Regions from separate parts of the Homo sapiens genome. Here regions 2 and 3 are each linked to region 1. Evidence: chromatin loops called from intact Hi-C (ENCODE). Cell type or tissue: dorsolateral prefrontal cortex. All regions are shown on one strand. Region 1 has its middle 350 kb from the start of MIR4689. Region 2 has its middle 200 kb from the start of LINC02782. Region 3 overlaps NPHP4 (nephrocystin 4).

Region 1 (8,000 bases):
ATTCCTCAGGACCTGCAAGTTTCTGAGAACGAAATTTTGTGTTTTTATTCAACGAGTCTAAAATACATCCTGCCAGCTCTAGAGGCAAAAACTTTCGCAGAGGTCATTTACCAGGGAAAACGATCTTCCTCAATAAAGGCCTTTGCTTAATCATTACTCCATAAACTGAACTCTGAGGGCTTCAGAGATATTCTCTAGGGTTCAAGAGGAATGGTTTCCTCCAGAGAGATCCATGCATGTACCCAGGTTTGATAAACATCGGGAAAAAGGCAATCGTCATCATAGCTACCTTTTACTCAGTGCTCACCACGTGGCAGGCTCTCTTCTCCATGGAACCCTCAGAAAGAGCCCGGGAGGTGGGTGCCGGTATCACCTCCACTCTGCAGATGAGCAGACTGAGGAAGGAGAAGCCAGCAATGGCAGGGTGGGGATTTGGGCAGGGCGGCCTGACCCATAGCTCCTTCTTAACCTTGGGACCATACTTCTTCCCTCTGGCATCCTGGGACTCCTGTTCTCACCTTTCTCATCCCCTCCTTCCTCCTCACAAGTGGAACTGGGGTGAGGAGCTCCCTCACTGCACAGATTTCCTTATGGAGAGGCAAGACCTGACTCCAGCCTTGTGCTTACGACTGACCATGGCTTAAAGGGCTCTCCCTGCTGGGGACGCATTTCCTTTCCCTGCTTGGCAGTAGCCATGCAGGGCTGATTAGAGCCTCTGCCAAGGGACCACAGCTAACATGGACATTTGATCTCGCTTCCTCCGGAACATAGAGCAAGCCCACAGCAAGGGTCAGTCATCCTGGCTCCCGAGGAAATGTGCACAGAACAGCTCCTTGGCCAGTGTGCTGCCCAGGACTCCAGAGCACCTGGGAGGTGTCCCCGGCCCAGAGGGGATGGGAAAAGGTGGAGAGAGTGGTGGGACGGAGGGGTCCAGGAGCCTGCAAGCTGAGCACCCTAAAGCCTGGCATATCTGCCCGATGTCGAGGGCCCTGATTTTCATACGGGACTGGCTCCTCCGTGACTCAGGCAGCCTATGAGTCCCCATAAATGTGCCCTGTGTGGAATCCAGGACATAATTGTGCGTCTTAGGCAAACAGGGAGAGCTGAGAGACAGGAAACACGGAGCTGATGGGCCACAGAAGGGAAATGAACAGAGAGAATCAACCCAGCTTGAAACAAAAACACATTCCCAAGAGTGGATCTGCAGACTGGTGTCGCAGTGCAAGGCTGGGTGTTGCCCTTGTGTGCCCACACATCACCCTCCTTCAGGAGTGGCAAAAGCACATGAGGCAGAGGCTGTGTGTGTGCGCATGTGTGTGTGAGAGAGAGAGAGAGGGAAAGAGAGAAATGGAGGGAGGGAGAGAGAGAAAGGAAGATCATCTCTTCAAGCCAGGCTCTTAGAAAAAGAGCATCAAAAATATTTTGTGAGGAATTTCCTGAGTTCCACATCTTTAACTCTTGGAATAGAGGCAGAAGGAGATTGTAATTAAAATTGGTAGTGGGGCGGGGGAAGCATCATTATATACAGAATTTCTAAATGCCTGGAAGTGATCTTACGAAGACAAATTGGTTTTCCAACCCCACCCCAGCTATAAAAAGTTATAATTGAGTCATCAGCACCCTGCTGAACTAGGAGTCTGGATTGTTTTTAGGTAGATGAATGAACTTGAGAAAATTCTTCTCTCCAGGCCGCGATTTCCCTTAGTTTTCAAACTGCATCCTAAAGAGTGCGGGGCTTCAGCTGAGAAGCCTCATGGATGGTGGTCTGTCCCCACTCCCCCACTCCTGCCATTCAGGCAGGAGGCTCCCCACACCTTCTCTGTAACCCCCAGCTTCAAGCCAAGCTGCTCTTCTTAAAAAAAAATGTCGTATATCTCCTGAAGGAGGTTTCTTTTGAAAACACTGGAACTTAATAACTTCTGAAGTCCCTTCCAGTTCTGATGCCAGGCAGAACTGTCTGAAATCAGGTGGGGGCCATGAAAACTGCCCTGCACAGCAAAGCAGGCCCAGAAGCTTCCACCATTCAGCTGAGCCCCATAGTGAGTCCATCCTCCTGTGGTCACTCATCCTGCCTCCTCTCTGCAGGTGCCAGCTGGGCCACATGCTGGACTCAAGACTTCTGCCTTTGTTCAGAGCACTTGTCATCTCCAGAGGGCCCTCCATTCTCTCTTCCACCATCCTAGTGCCCAACTATGCACCCTATAAAGACAGGACTATGCTTTTCAGCATGGCATGAACTTGGCATGCAGTAGATGCTCAATAAATATTTGCACAATAAATAAGCAAATGCTGCCTCCAGGGTCATGCTCTACATTTGTGGTAGACAGAATTCTGTCCCCCTAAGGATGTCCCCACCTTCTGAACCTGTGAATATGGTACAGCACATGGCAAAAGGGACTTGGCAGGTATAATTAAGGATACGGGCTTTAAAACAGATTATCCCGGATGAGCTGGGTGGGCTCAAGTTCATCTCACAGGACCTTAAAAGCAGAGAACTTTCTCTGGCTGGAGCAGGAGAAGGGAAGCAGAAGGGGAGGTTAGAAAGATTCAAAGAGTGTCAAGGACTCAACCTGCTATTGCTGGCTGTAAGGATGGAGAAAGGGGGCTGTGATCTGGGGAATGCAAGAGGCCTCTAGAAGCTGAGAACAAGCCTGGCTACAACCAACCAGGAGGCAGACCTCAGTCCTACAGCCACCAGGAATTGAATTCCACCGACAACCCTTATGAGCAAGGAAACAGAACCTCCCTCAGAGCCTCCAGATAGGAGCCCAGGCTGGCCAATGACTTGATGTTGGCCTCCTAGGACCTGGAGCAGAGAAGCCAGTCATGGCCCCAAGCCCCACCCTAGACACTTGCCCCTCCCTTTACCCTGCATGTCTCATCTCAGCTTGGCGTCAGCTTCTCAGAGGACCCAACTGACATAGAGCTTGCGCCGCCAGCCCCTGAGGATGAGACACACAAGCGGTCAGGATCCAGGTGGGCTCTGGGTCCCTGCAAGGTGCAAGGACAAGGCTGAAGCTGTCCTGGGCTGTCTGGCGCCGGCTGCTCCAAGAGCCCTGCTCTTATGATGTCTGGCCCCCTCTGTGAGCATCCCTGCTGATCGGCTGGAGGTGCAGGATGGTCGGGGGCTGGCCCCTGCTGGAAAGGGTCCCATCTGCCTGGGGTGGCCTTGTCCCCATTGTCCCTCTTGTCCCTGTGGCACTTCTTCTCATGGTTCATTTCCATATTGGAGCCGTAAGACCACAAAGGACAGGGTGTGGACCTGGGGATGAAGCCAAGGAAGTATGGTCTTCACTCAGGCCCCAGTGCAGGGAATGGTACACCAAGCCCAATTCAGCTCACCAACGGCAGCCTCAGGCCTCAACCACTGGCCAGTGCAGCCCATGCCATCCGGAGGCTGTTGGAGGGGGAGGCTGTGTCTGTAGCTCCATGGTGGCCATAAGGGGCATGTGACAGTGAGCAGTCTTTTCCTGCAGGTCCAGTGATCTGACCGCCCTGGCAGCACCTGAGGGTCACAGTTTCAGGATCTTGAGCAAACTTTTTGTCTGACAGACAGTATGCCACCCCTTCCAAAATTTCAGTCCTCCTAAGAGGCTTCTGTTTACACACCACAAGAAAGCAGCCGCTCCTCTTAGGCCTGACACTTCTCTTTTTCAAACATTAACCAAAAGCCTGGCAGGCTTTGTGTTTAGAACATAAGGGACACACCCTCCCCCAACCCCTCCCAGTCTCCCTGCCTCCTCCGAGCACCTGCACAGCCAGTCTGCTTCTCCCCTACCCTTCCCGCATCCAATCCTGCACCTGCCATTCCACATCTAGGTTTTCTCTCCATCCACCCCTCCCTCTCCATCACAGCGGCCACCCTAGCCCAAAGCCGTCTGCTGCAGCCTCCTATAGGATTTCCCTCTTCCGCCTCCCCCTCTACCATCCATTCTCTGCAGAGCAGGCCATGCAGAATTCTCAAAGCAATGAGTGTCAGGTCACAACTGGGCTTAAAGCCAACAATGACTTCCCTCTGTGGGTGGATTTAAACAGGAACTCCTCTCCTCTCAGTCCTCCTTTGCACCTCTGTTCCTCCTGCTCTTGTCCTCTCACTGCTTGGACCTCTGGCTGGTCCTTGGACAAGCCTGCTCTGTTCCCTTTATGGTCCCTGGAATGTATGTTCCATGGAGACGGGCTGTTGTCTGTTTCACCAACAGAGTTCCATCACCAAGACCCTGAAGCACAAAACCCATCCATAGTTGTTGAATGAAAGAATGAGTGAGTGAAGCGAGTAAGAAATAGTAACTGGGTTTAAAAGCTAGAGGAGAGATAGTAAAGTTACACAAATGCTAGATGAATATAAATGATCTCAGTGCAGTTCTGCACAGCTGGTGCCTATCAGGTGCAGTGCCTGCAATTCCACTAATGGCCACCGGGGGCGCAGCGAGGCGGCAGAGCTGCCAGGCCCCCAGGCCGACCTTGCAGGAGGCTGGGCTCACAAAGCCAGATTTCAGCGTCTACTCCGGTCTCATGTGCTTTTTCTGTAACAGTGTAACTTTTGATTAAAATAACGATGTGCATTATTCATGTCATTACTATAAATATTGTCTATTATAAAGAGATTAGTAAAACCACAGGTACAAGTTATATCTGTTTCCGAAATAGACTTAACTGTTTGTCAATGAGGAAGTAAGCTCTGAGCTTACATCCAAAGCCCAGAGCCTGGCCTGAGTCCCTTCCTGGAGTCAAAAACCTCCTGGACCATTCCTGCACCAAGCACGATGTCTTAGTCCGTTTGTATTTCTATAAAGGAATACCTGAGGCTGAGTAATTTATTAAAAAAAAAAAAAGTTTATTTGACTTACGATTCTGCTGGTGGCAAGATTGGGCATCTGGTGAGAGCCTCAGGCTGCTTCCACTCATGGTGGAAGGTAAAATGGAGCCAGGTGTGCAGAGGCCACAAGGGGAGAGAAGACACAAGAGAGACAGGGGAAGTTTGCCCGCTCTTTCTTACAACCGGCTCTCATGGGAACTAGTAGAGGGAGAACTCACTCATTACCTTGAGGACAACACCAAAACCTTCATGAGGGACCCGCTCCCATGACCCAAACACCTCCCACCGGGCCTCGCCTCCAACAGTGGAGATCAAATTTCAACAAGAGCTTTGGGGGACAAATACTCAGACCACAGCACAGGACTTCACTTGTTACATCAGCTCACCTGTGCTTTGCATGACCAATTTGCTTTCTCTGAAGAGGATGTCTCAACAGAGCCTCCTTGGCCCTCTAACTGGCTCAATGACAATTCTACTTGATCCCTTTGATGGCCCAAAGGGCACACCCTGAACCTTCGGGGGTGGCCACTGGCCCACCAGGCATCTCATGGCAGCTCACCCTCAAGAGCGGCTACACGCCCCAGCCTGTGTTCATGGAGCCCTAGATCCTTTGGCTCTCAGTCATCTATCTTTAGCCCAGTTGCTGGCCTCGGTCTGCTGGCTGTGCCCTGGAAGCTGGCCTCTGTTCCTTTGTGTCTTCACGTCCATAGATGCTCTTCCTGAACCAAGACCGTGCCCTTCCTACAAACTCTGAATTGACCTGTCTGCTCCCTGTTATCAGGAACTCTCTACCCTATCCCAGTCTGTAAACACCCATCTAATCTCTGGCAAATTCCTGGACCAAACAGAAGCCCACCCCCACCACCTGTGTGGGACTGGGTTATACTTTCAGTAAGACAGAGAACAGCTGAAAGGATGCATACTTACTCAAAAACAAAAGCCCATCTTTCCCCTCAAGCCACCTCCCTACTCTCACCTGAGTTGTTTCGTGGCTGGGCCATTTACTAGCTGTGTGAGCTTAGCAACCTCTCCAGGCCTCAGTCCCCCAACCTGTAAAGTGGAGGGTAATTAAACCTCCCACACCATAGGGTTGTTGCAGGGATTAAAGACGGTGATTGCAGGTGCCTTAGTACTTGACAAGTAATGAGAGGCTGGGAAATGCTCACTATCTTGTCTGATCTTTGGTATAAAAGTTAGTTATTCTGCAAAAGTAAACTGGTCTTGTAAACTCTAGTGGATTAAATTTTGTTTGTTTACATATAACAGTGGTTGTTTTATAACAAAGCACTGCATTTGTTTCTTCAAAAGATCTAGATTTATGTTCTTTTTACAAACACAGTTTATAAAAAATTATTTAATGTCTCCTCACTTAGTTGGATTAGACACGGCCTCGCCTCTCCCCCACAACACACACACACACACACACACACACACACACACACACACACACACACATGAATGGATACAGAAGCCTGAGGCTGTGGTCCACAGTGGTTAAAAGCCAGGAGCCAGCGTCCTCCACCTGGCTCCCATTAGAATCACCCCAAGAGATGCTGCCAGGCCCCCTCTGTAAGCCACAGTCATCAGGGTCTCAGGGTGGGGGCTGGGTGTCATGGTTTTAAGCCTCTCCACGCATCTCCAATGCACTGCCAGGTGAAAAATGCCGCGTTAAGGTCATCGGAGTGGCAACTGAGATGAACCAATCAGGGACAAGGTTCTACGAGATTTTGCTAATGTACCAGGGCCCCTGCCCTGAAATAGGTGATCACAGCCAAGCTGGTGACATGACAAGCCAGGTTCATGATGGACGGTCATTACGCAATTTTGGATCATCAAAGATTCCTTGTCACCCATAGCATTGTAAAGGGCTCAGCACAGCGGGCAGGGGCGGGGGAGGCTGAGAAGGGGAGGGCTGTCTTCTCCTCCCTCAAGGAGGTTGCCCTTTGGTAATAATCAAACGATGTTCCTAGGGGAGGAAAGTTCACCAGTAGCTTGGGCTAAAATTCTTCAGACTAAGGAATTGTGGTTAAAATATTTGGGTTGGGATACTGATTTCCTAGCTGTTTCAAGAGAACTTCACCACCTTTAGAGATACATGCTCCAATATTGTTGGATGAAATGACACAAAGCCTAGGATTCATTTCACAATGATCCCAGGGAGGAGCCAGAAGTAGGTGGGGGTTCAGGGAAAACAGGGCTGGCCATTCATACATTGATGATGTTTGTAGCTGGTGATGAGCACATCAGGGCTTATGTTTGAAATTGTCTACAATAAAACACTTTGTATCCTAATATATATAAGATACAAAGTCTCAGTTAGACTGGAGGACTAAGTTTTAGAGATCTATTGCACCGCATGGTGACTATGGTTAATAATAACATACTGCATATTTCAGAATTACTAAAAGAATAGATTAACATTCTCACCACAAAAAAATAAGTTGGTGAAAGGGATGACTATGTTATTTAGCTTGATTGAATCTTTCTACAACATACACACAGATTAAAACATCATAGCGTACCCCATAATATACAAATTATTTGTAACAATAAATTTTAAAAGATTTTTTAAAGAGATATAAATATAGAAAAGTATAGAGAACCTATATGCCAAACACCAGTATCCACCACCCAGAATTAACTATTGTTCACTGTAGGTCATTATGTTTCTTTGGTTTGTAATAAAGAAACATAATATTTACCCACAAAAAAACGTTTTCAAGAAAAATGGGGCTAAGACCCCAGGACTGCACTCTTCTTCTGGGCATGGTCAGAATCCCTTTCTGCACATCCTCATCCTCACCTTTCATAAGGTGCCTCCTCACTCCCCAACCTCCCTTCCACTCGTGACTGCTTCCTCCACCTGCCAACCCCCAAGAATTATCAACTAAACAGATGTCACATAAGTGGATTGACAATTGCATTATTCCAGATTAGCGTATGACAGATGGGGGTTCCCAGCCACAGAGGCTCCTCTCCCAGGACCCCCTCCCTGTGGCTGTGAAAGTTTCCTCTGTGTATTCCTCAGCTTGGGCTGCATAGCAAAGTATCATAGACAGGGCAGGTTAAACAAAAGAGGTTTGTTTTCTTACAGTTCTGAACTCTGTGTGGAGTATGAATTAGGGAAAAGGCTCATGCAGGCAGAATCAAGGGAAAGCAAAAAGAGAAAGCAGATAAGCCATAC
Region 2 (8,000 bases), 220 kb before region 1:
CCTGAGATCTGAGCACAAAGACAAACCCAAAGTCTGCAATTCCAAAGGGCTTGCTGGAGCCACCCCACAGCAGCCTCTTCTTCAAAGCCTGGCTTTTCGTATGGCCTTAGTGGACAAGTAAAAGGGGAGATCTTTCCCATGTCTTTTCTCTGAGATTTTAGGACCTTGATTTAGTCAATGAAGGGCCACTTCTGCCTCAGACTCGCTTCCCTGGGTGCTCCAGCCTTCTCTCCAGCCTCTTCTGTGGGCTGCCGGTTCCTCACTGTCTAGCACTCTCCTTCACTGAGCATCAGTGTCACTAGGGTGCCGTTAGGTACCATTCTCTGGCTTCTGAGCCAAAAGCTTCCATGTCCTCCCTCAGAGCAAGGGAACTGAGCCTTCCAGAGGCACCAGCCAGGGGACTGCTCCCTGACAGTCTGCCTTCAACTGTGCACAAGAGACTCTTCCTCGGCTCCTTGCCTTGGTTTGACCCCAGGGTCTCTGGTCTGGACTTGCCCAGTCTCTTCTGAGTCATTCCCTGGCCTCTCACTTGCCTCTCCATGGGGGCATCATCTCGGCTGGACATCTGGGTAGGTCCAAGGTCCCCACGAGGCATTCACGGCCCTCGCCTCATCAGATCATGGCCACGATGCATTGACTTGCTCCTCCCATGTCCCCGTGAAAGTGGCAGTAGCTGCACTTTGGATGCAAATTGACACCACCTTTCACGGCCATCCCCTGGTTCTTAAATAGAAGCCCGCAGTGTGCAGGTGTGCAGAAGGCATAGCTATCTCTGAACAAAGTCATGACAACATAGGAAAGTCTGAACTTACCAAGTAGGTAAATAAAGGGGCAATTACTCACCTGATGGAAGGATTATTTCAAAGAGCACATCTCCCTCAGGCAAACTGGCTTATATGTAACTTTTCAGAAAAGCAACTGCTGTGAAAAAAACACTTCTACATGAAATAGTCCCGTACAGAGGCAGGCAAAATTGAATCGGCTGATTTTTCTGGTGTGGCTGAACTTTTGCCAAGGACTGACTCTAGGCACAGATGTCACCTGAATTGTCTCAGTGATGAGACTGTCATCTGCAGAACTGTTGACTCCCATGCTCATGAGAGGCTCAGAGTGAATCCAGAAACTCATGGTTCTGGCTGATCTTTATTATTATTTTTTAAATTTCCAAGTGTGTGACTCATAGTAGACACTCATTCGGGTGGCTCGGATATTTTCACCTACAGGAGAATATATGGAAAAGAAAACAACACCCCACCTTCAACACCCTCCAGCTGCACAATGTGTGAGGACAAAATTGTCCTCACACCACATGACAAAATAACCAAGCTTCCCTCACCACTCACTGAGAGGCTTCCTGTCGAGGAATGTATGGATGATCACTAATAACTGGTAAGTACTTCCCATAGCCTGTAACACAACTGCCAGCTGCTGTGGAAGTCCCTGTGACAGCCTCTTGTTAGTCCACGCCCTCCTCCCCGCTTCCAGCCCACGCCTGATGTGAAAGGGTCCCCTAATTCCACGTTTCCTCTGAATGTCCTGCTCTCACAGCCGTGCCAGTTCCCCCTTTTACTGCTTAAAAGTACACATTCTACTGTAATATATATTGCTTTGGGCAGTTCAGAGAAAATAATCCAGGGAAAAGCATGGTCTTAGTTGTATCTTTTCAATTCCCAGGCAAAAGAGTTTTTGGAAAATGTCCCTAACTATTCCTTTTTGTACCAAGAACACATTGTCAAAGCCCCCTTTTCTTCTCCTCCAGACGGCCCTTTCTCAAGCCTCACCATTTCCCCATTACTGTGTAAAGGGAGGAAATTTACAGGAGAACGTGATGGTTGATTGCACGGAGCAGGGAAAGCCCATTTTCAGGAGGAAAGCCTGAGATGACACTGTACCTTCTGATCCTGCCAGAGGGTCAGAGCAGAAAAGCCTCCTTTTTTCCCCCTGAGGTTTTTGTTGTTGTTGTTGTTTGGTTGGTCAGTTTTTTTTGAGAGGAAGTTTCGCTCTTGTTGCCCAGGCTGGAGTACAACGGTGCAATCTTGGCTCACCGCAACTTCTGCCTCCTGGGTTCAAGCGATTCTCCTGCCTCAGCCTCCCGAGTAGCTGGGGTTACAGGCATGTGCCACCGCGCCCAGCTAATTTTTTTTTTCTTTCTTTTCTTTTTTTTTTTTTTTTTTCCCGAGATGGAGTCTCACTCTGTCACCCAGGCTGGAGCACAGTGGTGCGATCTCGGCTCACTGCAAGCTCCGCCTCCCGGGTTCACGCCATTCTCCTGCCTCAGCCTCCCAAGTAGCTGGGACTACAGGTGTGTGCCACCACGCCCAGCTAATTTTTTTTTTTTTTCGTATTTTTAGTAGAGACGGGGTTTCACCATGTTAGCCAGGATGGTCTCAATCTCTCGACCTCCCGATCCACCTGCCTCGGCCTCCCAAAGTGCTGGGATTACAGGCACGAGCCACCACGCCTGGTCGGTCATTTTATATCCTTTCTCATTGGAGAGAGTAACGTCTTGCCCATTTTGCATGAAGACAAACATGGAATTCTTCCATGATTTTTAAGGCTAGAACTAGAAAATCCACTGGGGGGAAAATATCCAGCCTCAAATGGAGCCCTCTGTAAGTAATAAATTTATTCCCTGTTGTAGTCAATTCTCCTAAAACAAAAGTGACTGCAGCAAGCGATTTTTGGTATTGCTCATATATTGTTAAAATATTTCAGCTGGCAGACGCTGTGTGAAGAGAGACAGTCGCCGGCCTGACATAAGATTTATTAGAGAAAGTTGGCACAAATATATTTGTAGGAAGCAAAATATGTTTGTAGAGATTATTCCAGATTTACAGTGATTAATAACGGATTGGAAGCAGTCGACGTCAAAGAGCCGCCTCCTGGCAATGTCTGCCCCAGGTTGAGTCGGAATAGAACATGAACTTCAGCGGCGCCAGGAACCTTTTGCTAAAAGAATGAAGTTTTCTGAATAGAATGAAATGAATGCCAAGAGCCCTCTGTAGGCTCAAAAAACCTGCCACACTACTTAATCTGCTTTAAGCACTGACTGGCTAATGGAGTTTCGAGCCAGGCAGCATTCGAAGGCTTAGCACCTGCAGGGGCTCCCTGAGAGAACAGAGGAGACGCCACAGCAGAGGAGATTTGTCTTTGCCCTGTGCATGGGAGGAGGCTGCGGGGAAAGGGAGAAAGTCAGGAGAAGCTGCTCTTACGTCTTTTTTCATCCCCTTTGTCCAGAGTGCGTTTTTTAGGGATGTGCACTTGAGACCCTAACCCGCAGCACGTTATCTCAATTGGAAGGTCAGTGTCCACGTCAACCAGTAATAAAGGATGGATGATACACACAAGTCCCAGCCGAGATGGGGATCTGGTTTCTTATCCACAGAGCTCTGCGACACTGCCTTGAGCTGGCAGAGACCGCGTGGAAGGCTGTTTCCCATCTCCCTGCAGATTCCCAGCACCGGCAGCAAATGGGTGGCAGTTCCACACAGCAGTATGAAGAAGAGATCCCCCCCGCCCCAAAAGCCATTTCCTCTCCTCATAACTGCACACGCAGCTAGCTGTCTCCGAGAAGGAGGATACAGGGATCGCTTGCTTCCGGGCAGCTCGCCTCCCTGATACTATCCATCTTCCTCTGCAAGCTGGAGTTGGCTGGAAACAAGTCTGATTAATAAAACTTGCAAGTAGACCCCAAGGTTGACACTAACAGGCTCCCAATAAACAGCATTTAGATTGAATTGATCACCCTGGAAGGTGAGAGGGCCTTGTTGAGAAACAGCAGCCATGCCCTTCTGCCCTGCTGATGACAAATGGCTTGCAATCTGTCAACCACGATTATGAGCTTTGGCTGGAAGGCACGAGGGCGCTAATGAAGAACCCCACGCCTGCTGCTCCCGTGGGGCAGGTGGGCTCGGGTGGGAGCTCACATCCAGCTCGTGAGCAGGGCTGGTGGGATTCCATCCTCCCCAGTTTGTTGCCATGGAGAAGGAGTTGAATGGCTTTAATACAGCTGTGTGGATGTCTCCCCTGAGATGCGCCATGACAAGTTGGACTGGAAGTAGCAAATGAGCAGCTATAATCTTCAAACTGTATGAATAAGTGATTGATTGGGCACGGGGGCTGTAAACAGCACTCTGTGTTCTGGCAGCATGGGGCCCAGCAAAATGAGATCATCAGTCTGGGAGAGACACGCACAGAGCAGCCGTGCTCCCGGTAGCCTTCCACAGGGCTGTGGCCTGGGCTTGGGAATCTGCCCAGAACTCATGACCACTTCTTGCAGGCCCTGCAGATGTTGGGCCACTCTAGGTCCCAGCTGGCTCCAAACCCGTTTCTGGTTAATCCTGCCATGCGTAGCTATTAATGCTTTACAAATAAAGGCTTCTGTCTGTTTGCCCCTGCCAGCTCCCCAGCCAATTGCTTGGCCCCAGGGCGGAGAGTGGCTGAGTGTCCAAGGGAGGTGAGAATCCACTAATATGAATCCCTGGGGCCTCCTGCCAGGGCTGCTTCTTAGGCGGCTCCTCCCTGCTGCCTGGGGATTCCCCATCCCTTGCCAGATAAGACTGGATCAGAGCAGTCCATATGCAGGCCAGAGAGTGACCAGTGAGGAAAGGTCAGCTGGGCCAAGCTGCATCTTCTCTGTAGATTTTGGAATTGGGGCACTCTCAGAATGGTCAGTGAATAATGGAGTTGAATGACCAAGACATTGGGGACTGAGCCAGCAGGAAGCCAGTGACCATGGAGAACAAAGAGAGACAGAGACAGAGAGACCCAGAGAAAGGGATAAGCTCATCAGCTTCTCCAACTCCAGAGTCTACCCTCACCCCCTTCAGCTTTGATCTCCTGCCAGTCACATGGTAGGATGACACATTCCCATGCCCCTTGCAGTTGAGTGGTGCTGTGTTACTGGCCTGGCCAATGGGCAGTGTCACCACTACGCAAAGCTCTTCATTACTGCTGGGAGGCCCTCTGGCTGTCTGTTCCCTTGACCACTGTAGACAATGAAGCCTCCATCAGACTGCATTCCTGGTAGGGACCACAGGATCGGGGTCCCCACACACAGGTGAACGACATGAGTCAGCCAGACTCACAACATTTTCCACGTGAGGAGACATAGACCTTTGTTGTGCAGAGTCCCTGGGTTGGAGCTCTTTGTAACTGCACCACGACCCAGGCTGTCTAAGGCTGATCGGTACATTTGCAATAAATTCCCTGTGACTTGATCTGGTTCCAGTGAGTCTCTGTACCTTGCATTCAAAATATCTCTGATCCAAAAACTGCACTGAGAAACATAGAAGCTGGGAGGGCAGGCACTGCGGCAGCGGGGCCATGGGGGCTGGGCTGGGCCGCTCAACTCCCTTTGCCTGGGACTCCTCACTTGTACAATGGGACACTGGCTTTAAAGCTGCTGTGAGGACTAAAAAACAGTTCAAAATGCTTGACATGGGTGATCTCAATTACCTGCTATTATTGGGATCATTGTCAACATCGGCATAGCCACTACCATCCAGAATACAGGTAAGAGGTAATAACAGTACTATTCATGATGCAGGTGAGATATAATGGTACCTGGAGCCAGGGGGAGGTGGGGCAAAGCCATAAGTTTCTGGATATGTTTTGAAGATGACAGGCTGCAGATTATATTTTCCAGAGAGACACACCAATATAAATAGTCCCTTTCTTCTATAGTGTGACCTCGCCATGCAGAGGCAGAGTCTAATACCCATTCCATTAAATATGGCAGGCTCATGACAGCTCTGTGTAATAGAGTATGGCAAAAGTGTAATCGAGTATGGCTGTACCACATGAGGCTGGGGCCTAAAAATGATGCATCCTCTCCCCCGTTCATTGGAACACTCAGCTGAGAACCTTGTGAAGCCATGTAAGAAGTGTGACCACTTTGAGACCACTGAGCTGTGAAGAGACCGGGTCACCTAGAGAAACCACAGACGGGCTAGGGGCACCAGTCCTACTCTTTGAGTCATCCTAGCCGGACTCCAGATATGTGCGTGAAGATAGCTCTGGGTGATCCCCGTCCTGGCCACTACAACACCCCCAGGCTTTGAGTCTTCCCAGCTGAAGTCCCAGATACCATGGAGCAGAGAAAAGCTGTCCCTTCTGTGCCGTCTAAATTCCTAACTCATGGAACCTGTGAACATTAGAGCTGTTGTCCTTTTAAGGCAATACGCTGGGGGTGAGTAGTTACGCAGTGAGAGTGATTGGAAAAAAGATAAAGCCAGTAGGATATCCTGAAGGACTGGAGAGGATGAATGAGACTTGAAAGGAGTTGTGGGGTGGGGGGATCTCAAGGTTTGATTGCATTTTAGGTTGAGATGATAGACATCCATGGAGAAGTTCCAACTGGGCAGTTGCAGACAGCAGTTTGCCATTCCAAACTAGAGCTTTCTACCATCACAGGTCATTGTCAGAGAGTATATAAAGCCATGAGATGGGGGAGGTCACTTAGAAAAGAGGTCAAACCCTCGGGTCCTCGGTATGTATTTCACAGAAATGAGTAGCTACATTCACACACGAAAAAGAATGTTCTTAGCAGCACTGTTCATAGCAGCCCCAAGCTGGAAGCAACCTAACTGCCCATTGACAATAGGATAAATGCGTAGATTGTAGTATGTTTATATAATGGTGAAAAGAAGCATCTATTGTTACAGAGAGCAACATGGATTGATGAGATATGTCTAAAAAGTTAGACAGAAAAGGGTACATACTTTATGGTGATCTTTAAAGGAGAAGACAGGCAAAACAAATTGATGGTTGTAGAACCCAGAGGTTGGCAGGAAGGTGGGCGTGCTAATGGCCAGGTGGGAGCACAGGGGGCCTTCCAGGGTACAGGTGGCACTCTCCAGCCTGGTCCTCCTCATGGTGTTTATACAGGTGTGTTCAGTTCATAAACATCCATCAAGATGCACAGCGTGTATACCTTACTGCACGATATATTTCCTTTTAAAAAGCTTACAGAAACACTGCCATATTCTCCATGCAGGTGGCTCCATGCATCACATCAGGACGATTTCAGTGACAAAGCTGGATAGGGAGGCGGCTTTATACCGTCCGTCTTTGAACATTTCTTGAACCAGAATCTCCCTTCCCTGGGACTCAGCTTTCTGTTTAAGAGAGACTTTTCTTGATTTCTTTGCTTGCCTGAATTTAATGGTAATGAGGTCCTAGACCCTATAAATAAAGTGCATGTCCGTTATAACAAGGTCTGTAATCTTTGGTATGTAGTCCTGTGATACCATTGCTGATTAAAATTCATTCAACTGAGAATTAAATACAATTGCTGATGCTCCACTGCATTTTCACAAAACATTTTTCATTTGTATCCATGCTTTAAGATTGGTCAAAATGAGATATTCATTAAAAGATTCTTAATTAGAGTTTCAAGCCATATGTAACTGACTCATTTTCATTACTACATAACTTTACCCCGTCATTTTCCTCACATACCTCACTGTGGCATCTGATGGGAAGTATCTGGTCAGTGACAATGACAGCATCCCACTGACCAGGAGGAAGGGTGTCAGCCAGAGCCATGACTGAAGAATGCGCCAGCTTAAAAGGAGAAGACATGGTGGTTCTTGTCCAATGATTTACACACACTTGAAAATGCGGAAGATAAAATATGACCCTCAAATACGTTTGGTGGTGAAATGACCGGACATGCAGCCAAGACTGCAGAGTCCCATCCTTGGAAAGCTAGAGCATCCCCTCTTGCTGGAGGCATCTTTGGCCATCCCATTCAACCCTTCACTAACGTTTGTGGCACTGACATGAGTTAACAGTGTCTTAGTTTGTTCTGCATTGCAATAAAGGAATACCCAAGGCTGGGGAATTTATAAAGGAAAGAGGTTTATTTGGCTTATGGTTCTGCAGGCTGCACAAGAAGCATGGTGCCAGTATTTGCTGCTGCTGAGGGACTCAGGAAGCTTCCAATTATGGCACAAGGTGAAGGAGAACCAGCATCACATAGCAAGAGAGGAGGAAAG
Region 3 (8,000 bases), 400 kb after region 1:
CGGCAAACCCCTGCCCACCTCCTCCCAGAAAAAGCCTGAAAGATGACACAGCAGAGTGGTAAGTGAAGCTCCACGCCGTTCCTCCGTAAATGGGAACTCGGAAAACTCCGCAGGCTGATTTTGATAATGAGGACAAATTGCCAGAAATGGCTCCATTATCTTCAGCAGAGACAGCGGGCACTCGGGGGCCAGCCCTCCGTGCCTGTGTGCGTCCTCTTGGGGAGGAAAAGCTGGATGAAAAGTTAAACCTTCCAAGCACATCTGAACTTCTCGCATGCATTTTATTTCCCCATCGTCTCAAATTTGCATACAGTGTGGAAAGTTTTTTCAAGTAACTCTTTATATCATGACTTATGCAATTTTTTCTTCCAAGAGAGTAAACCTACCTACAAGGCCATTTAAAAAGGCCATTAAAGGTGGCCATTTAAAAAGATACCTGGTGGGAAGCCCAGACCCCCAGGGCCCAAAACTCAGATCCAACCGGTGAAGCAGAGCAGGAAGAGACACACCAAGGCCACGAAATAACTCAGTTTCGAATCTCTTTGTTTTAATGTTCGATGTGGTTATGGGTTAAGGTGCTTCCCAAACTATACTCATAGTCCTGCCCAGAGGACAGCGCGGCCGCCAGGGAGCACCCGCTGTACTCCAGGCCCCAGGAGTCTTCCAAAAACCACGGTGGAGTCTGGGAAGCCTGACTTCCGCCACATAACAGGACTTGGCTGACAAGCACCTGGGCCAGCAACTGAACCGGGAGCAGCATGCGTGTGCACAGGACACAGGTAGGAGCAGCTGCGGTGAGCAGACAGACGAGCACAAGGCTGTCTGGGGCAGCGCTGCGACAACAGCAAAACATTAGACACAATCCTGGTGCTCCTGCAAATGGAAGCTACCTCAGCAGAACCCGGCAGATCCTGCGTGGGGCAGGGGAGCAATGGGATGGGAGGAGACCAGCCGGTGTGTGCAGAACTGGGAAGGCAGCCGCGGCAAGTTAAAAAGTGACGATAGGCCGGGCACGGTGGCTCACGCCTGTAATCCCAGCACTTTGGGAGGCCGAGGCGGGTGGATCACAAGGTCAGGAGATCGAGACCATCCTGGCTAACACGGTGAAACCCCATCTCTACTAAAAATACAAAAAATTAGCCGGGTATGGTGGTGGGCACCTGTAGTCCCAGCTACTCAGGAGGCTGAGGCAGGAGAATGGCGTGAACCCGGGAGGCGGAGCTTTCGGTGAGCCGAGATCGCGCCACTGCACTCCAGCCTGGGCAACACAGTGAGACTCCGTCTCAAAAAAAAAAAAAAAAAAGAAAAAAGAAAAAAGAAAAATGAAAGAAACCCACAGTGTATACGGGTGTGCTGGCAAACTCGTGGTAACCACACCCATGAGACATGCTAGGAAACGCGTATTCCTACATTGCCCATAAAACTTAAAGTAAATTAAATGTTAGTTTAACAGTCATTATAAGACACACCTGTAGGTCCCTGATGGAGCCTGAAGTAGTAACACAGTCAGCACAGAATGGAAAGCTGAGACCTCCACGGCAAGCAGCATGACCAGGTGCCTCTCCCAACACGGAGCCCCTCCGTTCTCACCCCTGCGGCAGAGGCCTGGGCTCCCTCACTGGGAGGGGAATCAGCGTCTGGCTGAGCCACCACAGGACCCTGGTTTCAGGGAAATAACCTGGCGTTAAGAAGAAGAGCACAGAGCCTGGCCAACGTGGTGAAGCCCCGTCTCTACTAAAAATACAAAAATTAGCCAGACATGGTGGCACGCGCCTGTAATCCTAGCTACTCGGGAGGCTGAGGCAGAAGAATTGCTTGAACCCAGGAGGCGGAGGTTGCAATGAGCAGAGATCGCGCCACTGCACTCCAACCTGGGCAAAAAGAGTGAGACTCCATCTCAAAAAAAAAAAAAAAAAAAAGCACAGAGACTCAGCTCTTCCACGGCTGCTCCAAGAAGCTCGTGGCCAGCGGGGCCCTGAGATGGGGTTGCCAGCACACACCTCTGGCCCAGAGCCAGATCTGAGAAGAGCAGGAAGAGACTAAGTCACTGGTTTCCCAGGACACCAGAACCAACTGTGATCCAGAAATGGTCCACATGGATTGCTAGAGACAAAGAAAAACTTAGACTTCCCACCACGGCAGGTTTCTCCACCTCTCTGAAGATTCCTTTTCCCTGACGCTCTATCACTCTCCAATCAGTCTCCACTTGCTGAAAACCACAGTCAACAAAATCTCAAATGTCTACTTTTCTGTCAATTTAGCTTCAAGAAACTCAAAAGCCCTGCACTCAACTACAGCACAGGCCTCAGGAGGCAAGGCAGGGCCTGCACTCTGATCCCAACCCCGGGAGGCCACGCATCCCACCTGGTCACTGCCAACGTCTTCACACTGCCTCTGCACTCGCCTGGAGGGGGCCCTGCAAGAGGATGCAACCCACACACATTCCACACGCAAGAGAGACAGGCATGCCCTCAAGCCCATGGCTCTCAGCACTGTGGGTGAGTTGAACTGCAGAAGTTGTACAGTGAACAAATAATGCTCAAATATACTCACAGGGACAATATTCCCCAGAATTCCTCCTTCCTCCACCCCGAAGGAGATCATTCTATACATAACGCAGAGAACAGAAAAGAACATTGTTACCCAGAGTAATAATACCACTAACATCACAGCCCAGAACAGAGGAAGGAGCTCTCCAGCCAACCCCATGGCCGCCAGGCACGCAGCTCCCCGCAAAGTAAGTACACTGGGCTTCGCTTCTTCATCACGCACGCGGGCCAGGACATGAACAGGGATAGGGCTGGGGCAGGAGGCGGCCTCCCCACCAACAACCCTCTCTCACTTCCAGCGTCACCTCACCAGACAGATTAAAAGTACTGACTACCAGCTGGACATGGTAGCTCATGCCTATAATCCCAGCACTTTGGGAGGCCAAGGCAGGAGGACTGTTTTGAGTCCAGAAGTTCGAGATTAGCCTGGGCAACATGGCAAAATCTTATCTATACAAAAAAAAAAAAAAAAAAAAAAAAAAAAAGGCCTGGTGTGGTGGCATGCACCTGTGGTCCCAGCTACATGGGAGGCAGAAGTGGGAAGATCACTTGGGCCTGGAAGGTGGAAGCCACAGTGAGCCGTGACTACGCCATTGCACTCCAGCCTGGACAACAGAGTGAGATCTTCTCTCAAAAAAATAAAAAGTACTGACTACACAAGGGAGTCCCGGCACTGCCAGGCTGCGGTGTCCATGTCCTGACCTAGGGTTTCACTGAGCAGCTATCTGTCGCCTCAAGCCACATAACTTTTCAATATGCATGCGCATTGCCAATTAAAAAGTGAAAATAGAAGCAAGGGGAAAGGAAGGACATGTTTTCACCACCTTTACTTTCCCACGTCCATAGATTCATTTTCCAACAAACATTTTATCAGATGCCTGCGCTATGACAGGACCACAGAAAGAAATGAAGATAAGGAAACAGCTCAGTGGAGGACGGGGCTGTGGTCTTCATTGAGATGTCTTCCTAGGCTGAAGGGAGCAGGGGCCTCTCAACATCAGGACACATGCATGGAGGCCAACGTGTCCTTTCTGGAAATGTGAACGGGGTCGTGAATGCGGTCCCCACAGCACCAGTCCCCTGTGGCCCGACTGCCCCAGCAGGTGCCAGGTAGACCTCCCCCCCGCACCCTGAAACGCACCTGTCCTCCTGGGCCTAGCTGTGCTGCCAGCCTGCCACTGAGCAAACAGGGGTCAGCAGAGGGCTGGATGAGGGGTCCTAACAGAGGAAAATGCTCATTTCGCTGAGCAACTGCCCAGCTGAGCAAAGCTGCCTGCATTTACCTATGGGGTCAGCAATTCCGTGGGAGAGAGAAGTCCTGAGGGAGGAGGGAGAGGGGGCAGCACGCAGAGGCTGTTGCTTAGCAACTCATGGCAGCTGGTGGAAGGCAGGGACGGGCCAGGCCTTGGGCCTTGGGCCTTGGGCCTTGGGGGTAGACTGTGGCCCTGTTACAAACAGGGGTAAACAGATGGCCCCAAAAGGCAGGGGAAAGGAAGGACCATCGCTAGTAAAGATGCAGTCTCTGGGGTTTGAAGAAGGGTTGCAAAAAGTAGCTTCCTTTCATCAGGCCGTGAAAATAAAGGATGAGTCAGTATCTAGTGGTACTCTAGACACTAAGAATTCACATGGCAAACCCACTTGAAAGGCCTTTATTCCTAACTATTTGTAGGTAAAAAGTCATTGTTCCTAAGAGTTTGAAAACAGGAATGGGAAAATGAACAAAACCTAAGCAGAGATCAAGGGGCAACTGGATGATGAGTGAGCACAGGACTCTGTGCTGCAGGAGTCCAGATCCCAGGCAGCCCAGGACTGCAGGAGTCCAGATCGCAGGCAGCCCAGAACAGGAGCTGGTTCAGCAGGCCCAAGCCGAGTGGGGAGTTCCGTGACTTGCCAGAGCCCTGAGCTGGGGTCACCTCCAGGGTCAGTTTCAGAAGTGTCACCTCCCTTGTCAAAGCCTTGCTCTGACCCACTGTCCCACTAATTCTCCAGCAAAATGCACCCTTACCACCTGCACACGAACTTCCATTCCGTGGTTGGAGGGTGGCCAAAAAGCTGCTCCATGGCCTTAGACTCTCCCCCACCACCATGTGATTGACTGAACCACCCTCACCCAGGACAAGGGAGCTGCTGTCTGTCGGAGAGGATGTTCCAGACCAGCTAGCAGCACAGCAGGCACCACGGGGCAGGAATCTAACTCCACGTGTCCTGGGAAACACCACAATTACATGTTTGCAATGACCCCTTCTACATGGCTGTTTTCAAATCTATTAAGCAAACAAACCAAAATTCTGACACCACCAGAGGAACATTCAAAAGCAAAATATAGGTCAGGGAAATTCCAAGTTACAAAAAAATAAAGACTGAGTGCCCTCTAGCGGCTCAATGCACACTCTTCTGTGGTAAGTGATGAATGAAACTTTGCTCCCTTGCAATGTTACAGAGAAAATAAAAAGGATTATTCATAACCGAGAGCCAAAGTACCTCACTTAAAGTGACAGCCGCATATCATTAAGATCTCCAAAGGAACCATATAAGTTGGTGAAATACTGAAGTATGAAAAGTTTCCATCATAAGTTAAACACTAGTGGGTATTTAAAAGTCTCTTACATTGGGTTTTGAGAGGCAATGTCTTCCAATGCTTGGAACCTGGGCTGAAGGTAATCATTTAATGTGACATGAATGCAGCCATAAATCCAAATTAAATAAACTCAGTGAAATCAGGGTCCATCCATGTAGATTTGCTGGTCCCCAAACAGTGACTGAGAAGTAGATTATGCTGCTACAGCTCATTTGCACCACCGTTCAACTCCTGGTCCTTCCAGTAACCAAGGCACACTCCTCTCTGCCAAGGATATGACAGTAAATCTTCTGGTGAGGAACTCAAAGCATGGTTCCCCACAGCTCTGCATCTTAAGAAGTCAAGCTAGGCCGGGTGCAGTGGCTCATGCCTGTAATCCCAGCATTCTGGGGCCAAGGTGGGCGGATCACCTGAGGTCAGGAGTTCAAGAGCAGCCTGGCCAACATGGCGAAACCCCATCTCTACTAAAAGCACAGCAGGCTTCTAGAAGGAGGACAGGCTGCTTCTTACCTGTCTTCGTCCTTCTCAAACAAAAGAAAGAGTCACAGGAACTACTCAAGTCTATGCATTCACTGACGGCAAAATGCAAGAATAGCTGGGCAAAGCTGGAATGCAAGAGTGCAGCCAAAGCGGCAGTGGCAGGGAAAGACCCTGGACTGGGATCGGGAGACCAGGAGCCCCAACCCAGAGGCAGCCACTATCTGTCAACTTCACCGACCCTGAATCCGTACTCTCTTCTGGTGGTTTTCCTTTAGGGAATCACCCTCCCAGCCCTTAACCATACAGTCAGGGGTGGCCCCAACCCCCACACCAAGAAGGGTGTGTGACCAAGGCCAACTGTCCCCACCCCCATCCCCATCAGGTGTTACACAGTAAAGACAGGAGGACTCCCACTGGAACAACTGAGTCAATCAGGGCCTTTCTGTTGGGATTCCTAAGCCCAGGATTACCTGGGAGCTCCTGGGCTCACCATGTGGAGAAACTCTACCCGGAAAGAAGCCAACACTGAAGAAAGGAGAGCTTAAAGGGGAGGGGAGGGGGTAGGGGCATGAGGGAGAGAGACGAACAGATGGAGTCTTAATGGCATCCTTTGAGTGCCGGGATCCAGCCATGCCTAACATCAGCTCTACCTCTAGGCTTTTCTGACACATGAGCCAATACATTCTCTCTTGTTGAAGCTATTTTGAGTCAGGTTTCTATCCCTTGTATACAAAAGGGTTTTGATTAATTCATTCACTCTACAAATATGTACTGAATGTTTTACTGTGGGCCAGGACTCATCAGGCAATGTACAGATGAATGAAACAGTCCCCACCGTGAGCTGCTTCAATGATAAGACTCTTCAGTGTGGAGCAAATAAATGCACCAACTATCTGCACCTCTTTACCTTCCAGGCATACGATGAGTCAGTCCCCAGTCCCCTTGTGACTTGGGAGGCCACGTGGCTACTTCTAACCCGGGAGGGGGAGAAGTGACGTGTGCCATTTCTGGGCCAGAGCCGTAACTGATGGTACAAGATCCTCCCCAAGGCCTCCCCTTCCTACTGGCGCAACCCAGCAATATTCAAGATGGCGAACACCCTCTGGGACCAGGACGAGCAGAGCCACCACCAACTGCAATGCGCACGCAGCGAGAGTGAGAAATAAACCTTTTTATTTTAAGCTACCGAGATCTGGAGATTATTTGTTACCATAGCAAATTCGACTAATACCCTCTAAGAACAGTAGCAGGGAAGGAAGGAATCAGACAACACACAAGGATATAAAATAAAAGGTGGTGTCTGCAAAGGGCTGTGGGATGCTGAAAACAAAGCTCTGCCATGGACAAGACCCTTAGGCAGGGCTTTACAGATAAGTACAGGTTTCCATAAGAGAGGGCAAGGAAAGTTTAATATATGCCTTTTTAAATGTGGGAATATTTAAAGACATTTTCAAGTTGTAGGTAAAAAGGAAATAAAAATGGAACTCAACAATGTAGGAAATAACATTCCAAATCAAAACCTATGAAATGGGGTAAAAGATGTACTTGGAAGAAAATTGCAGAATCTTAAATGATTTTATTATTAAACACGATGAGCAAATAAGCTAAGAATTCTGCTTTTCAAAGAGGATGAATAAAGATAAAATATAGAATTAAATTAAGATTAAAGAAAAAATTAATAACTTAAAAACAAGAGAACCAGTAAGTAAAAGTAACAGCTGATTCTTTGAAGAGACTAATGAAATATACAAACCTCTCATAAGCCTGACCGAAAAAGGAAGAGTCCTCCCAAGATAGAAAGCGAAGGAAGGAATCTAATCACAGGCGCATACTGAATGTTTAAATTAGTTACAAACTTTATCACAGCATCCTTGTAAACTAGAGGAAATTGGCCATTTTTTTTAGAGGATGTGTATCCCAAAAGTTAACACAAGATGAAGTGGAAAACATAAATAGACCAATAACCATGAAAAGAAATGTAATTGGTTGTCAAAAATCCCTTCAGTGGTTTCACAGAGAAGTTTTATCAGACCTTCAAGAAACAGGTCTTGCCTTTTGTTTAAACTATTTTAAAGCCCAGAAAAAAATGGGCAGCTTCCTCTGGATTATGACATAAGAGAAAGCTGCAGATCAGGGGTCTGCAAACTATGGTCCACAGGTCGATTCAGCTAACAATCTGTGCGTATCAACAAAGTCTCATTAGAACACAGCCACGTCCATTCATTAACGTATCGCCTATATATACCAGCGGAGATGAGTAGCTGTGACAGAGACCATCTTGCCCACAAATCCTAAAATACTTACTATTTGGCCTTTACAGAAAAAGTTTGCTGACCTCTTCTATAATTGGGCCTCAATTGTAGAAACAGAAATCCCAAATACAAGTTAATCAC

What was found. A loop is a pair of places that touch in the nucleus more often than their neighbours do. Peaks named below come from ENCODE experiments on the same cell type or tissue, not always from the same donor. Only the 100,000 strongest peaks of a DNase experiment are listed, where the experiment ranks them.
Region 2: a loop joins it to region 1, with 2.0 times the contacts of the local background. A loop is called at or near these places in 2 of 110 quality-filtered maps.
Region 3: a loop joins it to region 1, with 2.9 times the contacts of the local background. A loop is called at or near these places in 61 of 110 quality-filtered maps.

Annotation. Positions count from the first base shown.
Region 1 is chr1:5,510,323-5,518,322 of GRCh38, forward strand. No RefSeq gene overlaps it. Among named protein-coding and RNA genes, the nearest start is that of MIR4689, 350 kb to the right of the region's middle. In dorsolateral prefrontal cortex, CTCF peaks have their summits at 4,424 and 4,629; a DNase peak (open chromatin) is centred at 4,439.
Region 2 is chr1:5,293,236-5,301,235 of GRCh38, forward strand. No RefSeq gene overlaps it. Among named protein-coding and RNA genes, the nearest start is that of LINC02782, 200 kb to the left of the region's middle. In dorsolateral prefrontal cortex, no CTCF peak of the experiment used is centred here; DNase peaks (open chromatin) are centred at 4,246 and 4,816; H3K27ac peaks cover 1,688 bases; H3K27me3 peaks cover 1,531 bases.
Region 3 is chr1:5,911,253-5,919,252 of GRCh38, forward strand. The region is part of intron 11 of NPHP4 (nephrocystin 4); the gene reads right to left. Among named protein-coding and RNA genes, the nearest start is that of MIR4689, 53 kb to the left of the region's middle. In dorsolateral prefrontal cortex, CTCF peaks have their summits at 4,915 (motif pointing left) and 5,116; DNase peaks (open chromatin) are centred at 3,879, 4,409, 4,669 and 4,919; H3K27ac peaks cover 1,480 bases.